Linked DNA regions of Homo sapiens: region 1 is linked to region 2. Evidence: chromatin contacts called from ENCODE Hi-C or POLR2A ChIA-PET data. All regions are on one chromosome and are shown on one strand. The core of a region is the stretch at or near the end of the contact, and the rest is flanking DNA. Distances in the headings are between cores, read along the strand shown.

The links. Hi-C counts contacts between places; a loop is a spot of excess contacts on that map. ChIA-PET counts read pairs that join two places held with the same protein, here RNA polymerase II (POLR2A). Pooled maps may share reads with other maps.
Region 1: a loop to region 2 is called in a pooled map, with 2.4 times the contacts of the local background. The contact joins two enhancer-like sites. A Hi-C loop is called at or near these places in 3 of 50 pooled maps. POLR2A ChIA-PET finds 5 or more read pairs at or near these places in 6 of 52 experiments (GM12878, H1, HepG2 and 3 more).

What each region holds. Positions count from the first base shown.
Region 1 is chr17:64,937,435-64,942,584 of GRCh38, forward strand. No RefSeq gene overlaps it. Among named protein-coding and RNA genes, the nearest start is that of LRRC37A3, 21 kb to the left of the region's middle. Within about 2 kb of position 1,482, at least 2 of the 41 ENCODE cell types and tissues checked have a DNase peak (open chromatin) inside an H3K27ac peak, as active enhancers do.
Region 2 is chr17:64,982,587-64,987,235 of GRCh38, forward strand. No RefSeq gene overlaps it. Among named protein-coding and RNA genes, the nearest start is that of LRRC37A3, 65 kb to the left of the region's middle. RefSeq lists enhancers at 2,320-2,599, 3,217-3,516, 3,797-3,846. Within about 2 kb of position 2,770, at least 28 of the 41 ENCODE cell types and tissues checked have a DNase peak (open chromatin) inside an H3K27ac peak, as active enhancers do.

The DNA of each region.
Region 1 (5,150 bases), core at 232-2,731, 46 kb before region 2:
GTTGCTGGCAGTGCTCTGGGACCCTTACTGTAGGCAAGCCCCAAGTAGGAGGACCTGGGAAGAATTGGGGCTACCATTCTCAGGGCTCAAGGCCAAAGCTGCATCCCCGCCCCAGGGGACCTGTCCTGTGTTTCTAGCATCACAGATTCTGCAGTTCCCCCTCCAGGAGCTGAGTTAATAATAATCCTTGCCCTGGAGGGTGGTGAGGAGTAGGGCCTCTGGAAGAGGAAATTCTCATGCCTAGAATGGCAGCCCTCGTCCCAGCCTGAGAGAGACAGGAGGCTCCGTGTCCTTGGCTGCTTACTGTGACAGGCCTGGTTGGGAAACCTCTTTCTCCCCAGGTGCCCTTCCCTGTCCCTGAGCCAAAGCCCCATTTCTGTCTGGACTGCATCCCCAGTGAATAAACCGGGGCAGTGGGCAAGACTACCAGGTTACCCCCACAGGAAGGGAGAGAAGACCCAGGATGGGTACTCCCAATGCCACACCCTTCACTGTCCACGTCTTATCTTGTTTTTAAACTACTCTTACCCTGACCTCAGTCCCTAGAAGGTTTGAGGCAGATCACAACAGAAACACACGTGGTGAACTGGCAAATTCACTGAAAAGCCAGGACCACAAAAAACAAGTTAGAGATGGGACTCAAGATGGAGAGGAATTAGGGGGCAGATGATGTACAGGTGCTAAGGTGTGGTTGCTGAAGAAAATTTAGCTCTGACTTTCCTGCTAGGTAAGGTGAAAAGAGAGGGGCTATCAGGTGCATGTCTCTTTGTTGTTGAAAAAATAATAAAACCCACCCAGATGTTGAGGGAATCAAAGCTTTTTCCTAACCCTTCGCTCTTAAATTTCTTGTGTGTAGCTCTGTGAACATGGGATCTAGAAGGACAAGTCAGGTACCCTGCAAAACACCTCCAGGGAGGTTTAATGGGGCTGCTTCAGGTGGCATTATTATGATGAAGGCCAGCAGCATGACCTCATGTCTCAGCTCAGAAAAAGCAATTCTGCAAAGAACCTGACTGTGTAGTTTCTTGATTATTCACCAAGCTCCATTCAGTTCTAGAACCAGGATATCTACAAAGCAAAGTTGGAAAACTGGTTTCATCTCATGAGCTACTCTGATGACTAGGTCTGGAGTCTTGTGGGGTTTTGTTTTTATTTTTTGTTTCTGTTTTTGTTTTTGTTTTTAGAGACAAGGGAGCTTGGGTTTCCTTTCTACCCAGCAGGCATGGCTCAGTGGCAGACACCAACCACTGGCATCTGGGTTGTATTTCATAATTTGCACAGTACTTGCAGAACCTTGTCTCATTTAAGCTTTGTAATAACCCCACAAAAATAGCTGGTAGTAGCTGAATTTTACAGACACTGAAATGGAAGCTTGAAGAAATTAGGTGAAGGTCAGGGTGAGGCAGCTAGTGAGCAGCAGAGCCCGCCCTCTGGTCCCAAGGCCCAGGGACCCTTCTGCCTGCCCCTGGGGGAGTCAGGGCCTTTGCCTTTTGCCCAGGGCACACCCACTGGCCGCTCCCACTGGCCCCCCGCTGTGGAGACACCTCTACACTGTAAGAACTATCCAACCAAGGGGGCCAAAGCCAGCCTTGCTCCACAGTCCTGAGGCATCAGACACTGTGCAGACTGCCCTGCCCCCTGCTGGCTGCCTGTCTGCTTCCCGTGGCCAGCCCTGACCGCGGCCCCTGTCCCCCAGCCACTTATTGCTCGCCACAGCCCCTACTCTGCTGCTTCCATTCTGGGGCCCGAGTGGACGGGTGGACCTAGAGGAGGCTGGCATTGCTGAGCCAGCAGCAGGGACACTAGACACAGGCAACAAGGGTAATGGAGCAGAACACAGGCTCTGGAACCAGCCAACATGGCAAAACCCTATCTCTACTGGAAATACAATAATCAGCTGGGTGTGGTGGTGCACGTCTGTAATCCCAGCTCCTGGGGAGGCCGAGGCACTTGAGCCCAAGAGTCAGAGGTTGCGGTGAGCTGAGATCATACCACTGTACTCCAGCCTGGGTGACAGAGCAAGACTCTGTCTCAAAAAAAAAAAAAAAAAAAAAGGAAGCACTGGAGGACATTAAACAAATAGCAGATCCTCCAGCCTGGCCAACATAAAAATACAAAAATTAGCTGGGCATGGTGGCGGGTGCCTGTAATCCCAGCTACTCGGGAGGCTGAGATAGGAGAATCACTTGAACCCAGGAGGCTGAGGCTGCAGTGAGCCGAGATCGCGCCACTGCACTCCAGCCTGGGCGACAAAGGGAGACTCCATCTCAAAACAAACAAACAAACAAACAAAACAAAACAAAACAAATAGTAGATCTGGTCAAGCCCCTCAGAGCTGTTACATAAACCAACTACTGAGGGTAAAGACCTTTGGAAGGACCATTTAAAACACCTGGGGCTTCATCGGGCTGGATTTGCTCGGAGCTACAGGTGGAATCAAGAGTTCTCTATAATCATCACTTGCACAGCGTAGTTTTCAGGGAAATATTTTCCTATTTGACAGGTGAAACAGTATTTTTCACCTGCCTGTAGGCAGTTTTGAGACAATATAGTACTTTTCCAGAAGTGCTTCCCTGAATGACTGCGCACGATTATGATGACATTCTGGAATGGGGTTTTATAACACTTGTGGGAACACGCTGCCCCTTTAGCAATGGAAAACAGGACTTCAGAGCTGCCTTCTGAAAGGCCTGGTCCCTGCAGATGGAACCCACCTGGGACCCTCCTGGTCACCTACCCATCTGCCTCCAGTGTACCACCCGGAAGCTCTTATGCCCCTGTGCGGGGGCTGCCTGGGGGCATTAGACCAAGCATGTGTGCCTTCCCCAGGAAGCAGGCAAACCAAGGAAGCAGGCAAACCCAGATCTGAATGCCAGCCACACCACTTCATCACTATGTGACCGGACAGGTTTCCTAACCTCTCTGAGCACCCATTTCTTCAGCTGTAAAATAATGATAGTTCTTACAGTGTGTTGTTGTAAAGATTAATTAGTAGGGGGAGTTCTGAGTGGTGGAAATATGAGTGGTGGTTATTCTTGACTTTGTGCCTACCTTTAAAAAAAATTAACAGATCCTTTCCACCACAGAAGCTCCCAAGTTACTAGGAGCTGACTCTGGCCATACCACTCACTCTCTACCCATCTCCCAGGCTGCTTCCAGCAGATCGGCTTCTTTGTACGACCCAAGCTCTGTGCCTTCTCTGGCCTCTATTACTGTGACATCTGCCACCAAGATGATGCCTCAGTGATTCTGGCCAGGATCATCCACAGCTGGGACCTCACCAAGCACCTGGTAAGTCTCGAGCCCAGCTCGTCACAGCCACTCAGGGCTGGTGAGGGACAGAGGGGTGTTCAATCCTCTTTGCTGCTGCTGTTCATCTGTTTAGAGGAGTTTGGCTCCTCTAAACAAGGGAAGCTGGGGTCACTGGTTCAGGCACTGTGACGTGGGGGAGCTAACCAAGAGAAAAGCTTGGTGCCTGTCCACAGCCCTGGGCAGAGCTCCGTCGGTGGCTGTCTTGGTCCCCAGGAGGGAGTCTGAGGATGGTTTCCTGCAGCTACAGACATAACCGCTTAAGGCACCAGCAGATAAATGACTGATTAGGTAGATAGATAGATAGATAGATAGATAGATAGATAGATAGACAGACAGATAGGCAGGTGGATGGTGGATGAGTGGATGGGTAGGTGGATGGTTACCTGGGCAGGTGAATGAGTAAATGGGTAGGTGGATGAGTGGATGGGTTGGTGGGTAGGTGGATCAGTAGGTAGATGGGTAGATAGGTGGGTGAACGGGTAGATAGCTAGATGGGTAGGTGGATGGGTAGGTAGATGGGTAGATGGGTGGGTGATTGTGTAGATGGCTAGCTGGGTAGATGGGTAGGTGGATGGGTAGATGGGTGGGCAGTGTGTAGATGGGTGGGTGGATGGGTGAATCGGTAAGTGGATGGGTAGATGGGCTGGCCAGCGAGCTGGCTATACCTTGGAGCAGTCATCCTTAAAGACTATCAAGTAGGCGTATCCATGAATTAATGACGAGGAACCAAGAAGATAGTAAATGACAAAGCTAAATGCAGTAGCAAAGCTGATACAAGGTGACATGGAGCTCAAAGAAGGAGCAGATTTTTAATAATATGTCTAAAGCAATAGTTTCATAAATGCAATTGTTAGCTTAGAGGAAGTAATAATGACCCACATGGTGAATGGTACATGGTAGAATGCATAGCTTTCTATGATTCTATAGCAAGCTGAAGAAAGAGAAAAAAGAACGTGCACTGTGGTAGACTATAAAAAACTGCTTCAACAAAATTTTCAACTGAAATTGGTCTTCCAGACCTTTCTCCACCCCTTTATCCTGAATGGGCTTCTATAAAATCCCCAACAAATAGAATATACAGAGAATGACAGTGTAGGATTTCTGAGGATAAGTCATAAAAGTTAATACAGCTCACTGTCTCTATTGAAGCTTGTTGTGGAATTTAGTACCAGGTATAAGGAAGCCAATGCCATGCAGAAAGTCAGCATGTAAGTCTTCCAACAGATAGCATCAGCTAACATCTAAGCCAATGGCTGGCATCAACTTCCAGATTTGTGAGTAAGCAATCTTTAGACAATTCTAGCAACAAGTCTTTGCAATACCCCCCCAATGACCATGATCAGAGCAAAATCAAAATAAAATTGCTGCTTTATGAAAATAAACGTTGTCATTGTTTTAAGCCACTTAATTTACGGTTAGTTTATTACAAAGAAATAGATGACCAGTAAAAACTTTGAGTAGTGAAGATGTAAGAGCAGTAAGGATTAAAAGTGCTGAAAGAACTGGAAGTGAACAGCAGAGGAGGAAAAGTTAAGAAACAAATGAGAGCTCCTGAGAATGTCAAAAACAGAGAGATTTGCATTTTGGCTGAGGATAAGAAGAATATAGATCAAAGGCATAGAGAAAAAATGTGCTTGAAATATAGACTAAACTCCCAGAGTTTCAGCTATTGATAAAATTCAGATTTTTTTCACGAGTTCAAGAGATCAAGACCATCCTGGCCAACATGGTGAAACCCTGTCTCTACTAAAAATACAAAAATTAGCTGGGCGTGGTGGCGGTGCCTGTAGTCCCAGCTACTCCGGAGGCTGACGCAGGAAAATCACTTTAACCCGGGA
Region 2 (4,649 bases), core at 1,520-4,019:
CATCTCCACATTCCTATCTATACTGGTCATCCATGGGCCTACTGCATAGCTGTTCCTAGGACTGCAACTACACTTTGCTCTGTTGGATCCCCTGTTTCTTAAATTACTAAATTCTGTCTTCCTCTTTCCTGGCCTACTCCTTTGGTTTCAGTAGCACATCCCCAGAACCTTCTGGAATAAAGGTACATAGAGATAAATATTTTGAGAACTTTGACATCTGAAAATGTTTTTATCCTGCCCTCATACTTGATTGAGAATTTATTGAGTTGGTGTGGAATTCTAGATTGCAAATCATTTCCCCTCAGAATTATAAACAGTTTGCTCCAGTTTCTTCTGACTTCCAATGTTGCTACTGAGATGTTCAATGCCATTTTGATTCCTAGTTCTTTGTATGTTATCTGTTATTTTTAGGAAGATTATAGGGTCTCCTTTTTATCCTTAGCGTTCTGAAGGGTTATAAAGATGTGCCTTAGCCTGAACCTTTCTTCTCATTCATTTTGTGGCTCACTTAGCAGGCCCTTTGATACTGAGACTCTTATCCTTTCATTCTGAGAAATTTTCTGGTATTATTTTTTTGATAATTTCCTTCCCTCCATTCTTGCTGGATGTTGGACTTTCAGAATAGATCCTCAAATTTTCTTATCTCTCACATTTTTTCCATCTTTTTGTACTACATTCTGAAGTTTTTATCAATTATTTTTTTTCTTTTTCTTTTCTTTTCTTTTTTTTTTGAGACAGAGTTTCGCTCTGTTGCCCAGGCTGGAGTGCAGTGGTGCGATCTCAACTCACTGCAACCTCCACCTCTTGGTTTCAACCAGTTCTCTGCCTCAGCCTCCCTAGTAGCTGGGATTACAGACACCCACCACCACACCCAGCTAATTTTTTTTTTTTTTGTATTTTTAGTAGAGATGGGGTTTCATCATCTTGGCCAGGCTGATCTTGAACTCCTGACCTCGTGATCCACCCATCTCGGCCTCCCAAAGTGCTGGGATTATAGGTGTGAGCCACTGTGCCCAGACTTTATAAATTATCTTCTATCTTTTCTTTTGAATACTTACTTTAAACTATTCTGCTTTTCAATAGCCAAAATCCCTTTCTTGTTATGATTATTTTATTTTGCACCCTGCGATGGTTTGAATGTCTGTGTCCCCCCAAATTTCTATGTTGAGACCTAACCCCCAACGTGATAGTATTTGTAGATGGGAACCTTTGGGAGGTGATCAGGCCATGAGAATGGAACCCTTATGAATAGTATTAGTGCCTTTATAAAAGAGACCCAAGGGAGTCAGCTCACCCCTTCCTCCACGTGAGGCCACTGCAAGAAGACACTATCTCTGAACCAGAAAGCAGGCCCTCCCCAGACACCAAATCAGCACCTTGATCTTGGATTCCAGTCCCTAGAACCATGAGAAATAAATTTCTTTGTTTATAAACCACCCAGTGTATCATATTTTGTTACGGCATCCTGAAAGTCTAAAATACATCCTATTTCATGGATAAAATGCCTTTTCTTATTTCTCTATAGATAGTAACTATACTACTTTTGAAGATTTGTTCTGTTGTTTCCTCTGTTTTGGTCTTTTTGTTTCATGTTAGAACTTTCCATAAACATCTGGTAATCTTTGGCTATCTGTTAAGATTTCATTATGAGGCACAAAAAACTGGTGGGGGGTTCTGTGTGCATGAATGTGGCTTATTCTCAGAGGCAATCTGGCAGATAATCAGCTTATTCACTGAGGGGATTCTCCCCAGTGTCTGAACTTGAAAGTTTCTTCTCTGCGACCATTGCATTTTTTTTCCAGAGTAGGATCATTTCCTAACTGACTGCCAGTGTTCTGGAAGCAGGTGCAGTGAAGAGCCTAAGAGTCCTACTAATGTGTGTGTGAATTCCGAATCCTTAGTCACCGTGTTCATCCCTAACCCATACTGCCACAAGGACTCTCAAGTCTCACAACTAATTCATTTTAACATGAGAAGATATTAAGAGGGTTAAGAGGTTCTCCATGATTCACCTACTAGTGTGAATTCATATCTTCTCCTTTTGCTTTTCCCCTGGCCCTTAGCTGATATCAACTGCTCTGAGGAAATGGAAGTCTGATTGGTCAGGAAGCAGGAATAGTGGGTAATTTGGGGTCCCAGACCCCCCTTAGCAGGCAAGCAGCCCAGAGGTGGGTAAAGCACTTTAGGAAAGGGTGCTGCAATCCAGGGACTACGGCCCTGGACCTGGACGCCAAAAGGGAGTTGAGAAAGTAGAAAAGAAAACTACTTATGCTTAAATTGTGCTCAGAGCCAGGTCTCTATGCAAAGGAGCAGCAGGTGACCTGATTTCTCCCTCCTGCACTGCAGAGAACCTGCCCTCAAAGACCCAGAGCTCAGCTTCAGTAGAAGTTGAACAGCACTGTGCGAGCGAACCTGAGAACCCAGTCACCCTGAGAAAAACGGTTTCTAGGAGAAAACACATTCTTTGATCCAAACAACCAACTTACAAATGATCTTTTGGACCACGTCCTGCCTGCAAACTGAGGCTCAATTCACCTTTAATGGGCCAGCTCTGGCAGTGCCAAGGGAGAGAGGCCATTAGCAGAAATGAAAAAAGCAAGAAATCTTTTAGTCCATTAGGTTAAAAGAAGATTTTTCATGCTTTATTATTTATGATTTGCGACTTCAGTTACTGTTTCCTGGAACAAATGTTATGATTCAACTTCTATTTACTGAAGCAAATAGATGCTTATCAGCAGTCATGCTACAAATCACAAAGCAGTCAGTAAGGCCTTTGGGGCTGTGGCCTCTTTTGCAATTCTTTGATGTCTTGTCAGGCAACTTATTTTCTGTGCCTTAGAGAGTTTCCAAAAGCTACCACAATCTGATGTGTGTGTGTGTGTGTGTGTGTGTGTGTATACATTTGTGTGTGTATATCTACATGCACTCTTTCTGTCTCTCTTTCTCTCTCTCTCTATATATGGCATATAAATACAGTAAATTCAAAGAATTGAGCAAAAGCAGATTTTGGTTTTTACTTTAAGAATATCATTTCACTTCCTGAAAAATTAGGAATTAGGAGTCCTAAGAATACCACATAGCATTTAGGAAGACTTGAGTGGGAGCTAAGAAAGTTCGAATGAGGGGAGGAAGAAAGTCCCTGGTCAGCCCGGTATAGTGACTCAAGCCTGTAAACCCAGCACTTTAGAAGGCTGAGGTGGGAGGATTGTTTGAGCTCAGGAGTTTGAGATCAGCCTGGGCAACCTAGCAAGACTCTGATCTCTATTAAAAAAAAGAAAGAAAAGAAAGCCTGGGCAGTGGCCTCAGTGAACCCTCGAGGATGCTGTGATCCTCTTGGTGACGTCCCCAGCCTCTGCTTCAGGATGACAGCATGGTCTCCTGCACCATAGCTCGGTCTGAAATTTTCGGTTTTTCTTTCAAGTTCCCCTTTTTCAGTCTTCAAGGGGGATGGAGGAGGTGGCCTGAATAAGACATAAATGAAAGAGGAAGTGTCTCAGCACCAACCAAACGTAAAACAGCGACAGCGACCCACTTAGCTTGTGACCTCTACGGAAATACTGAAGACGTCCTCTGTGTCCTTTTAGACTTTCTGGGGGAGGGGACAGCTGCTGCCCAGAAGCAAGCAGCTTCCTTTTGGCCAGGTCAGTGCAGGGAACCAACAAAGACAGGGACCTGTGGCCAGAAGAAGCACAGCCACAGCAGGTATCTGATTGGACTGAGCCAGGAAAGGCCTTCTTGCCCTTAGGGACCCCTCAAAGCTTCTTTCCCACAAGCTGGAAACTGCTTGGCTCACTGCTGTCCTAAATGCAGGTGCCAGCCGAGGGGGTTACCCTAGGACCGTGAGCCATTAACAGCTTGTCTCAAATACGCTTCTCCAAGGCAGTCAGCGACTCCCCACTGAACACCTGTGGGTTCCTGCTGGTGCTAACTTAGGCACAGGGCTAGCAGGTCCCTCCCCTGTAGCAGATGATGAGAGCAAGTGTGGTGCAGGAGGAACTGGAAAGAGAGCATCGTCAGAGGCGACACTTGCGTGGATTAAAACCATATATTCTTGTGCAATGTAAAATTGCCAACTTGCATCAGCATAACGAAGGACACACTTAGAATAGAAAAGCTGAGGAGGACAGAAGAATAGGAAGAACAACAAAATCATGCCTGGTCCTTTTGCCCAGAAATGACCCATGTGAATCTTGGCTGAACTTTTAGACTTTTTCGCGGTGCACATTTCTGAACATAATTTGACAACGTGGGACCTCTAGAATTGTACATTCTAATTTTTCAGTCCATTTATTTCTTATTCCAGAAAGAATCCATATATAAGGATGGCTCATCACAGTGTTGTTTTTAATTGTGAAAAGCTGAAAAATGGATGCTCGCCACTAGTGTTTATAAATAAATTCAATAAAGTTATGCTCTCACAATAAAATATTATGTAATCATTTAAAAGAATAATCTCATGCTCTGCGTATTATCATGGAAGGATGTCCACAAGGTCTTGCTGAAATTTTTTTAAAAGTCCCAAAACAGTGTATATATAATTTGAGACTATTGATATAAAAATATGGGTGTATATGTGTGTAAAAAAAGATGTTTGGGCCGGGCACGGTGGCTCACGCCTGTAATCCCAACCTTTTTGGGGCTGAGGTGGG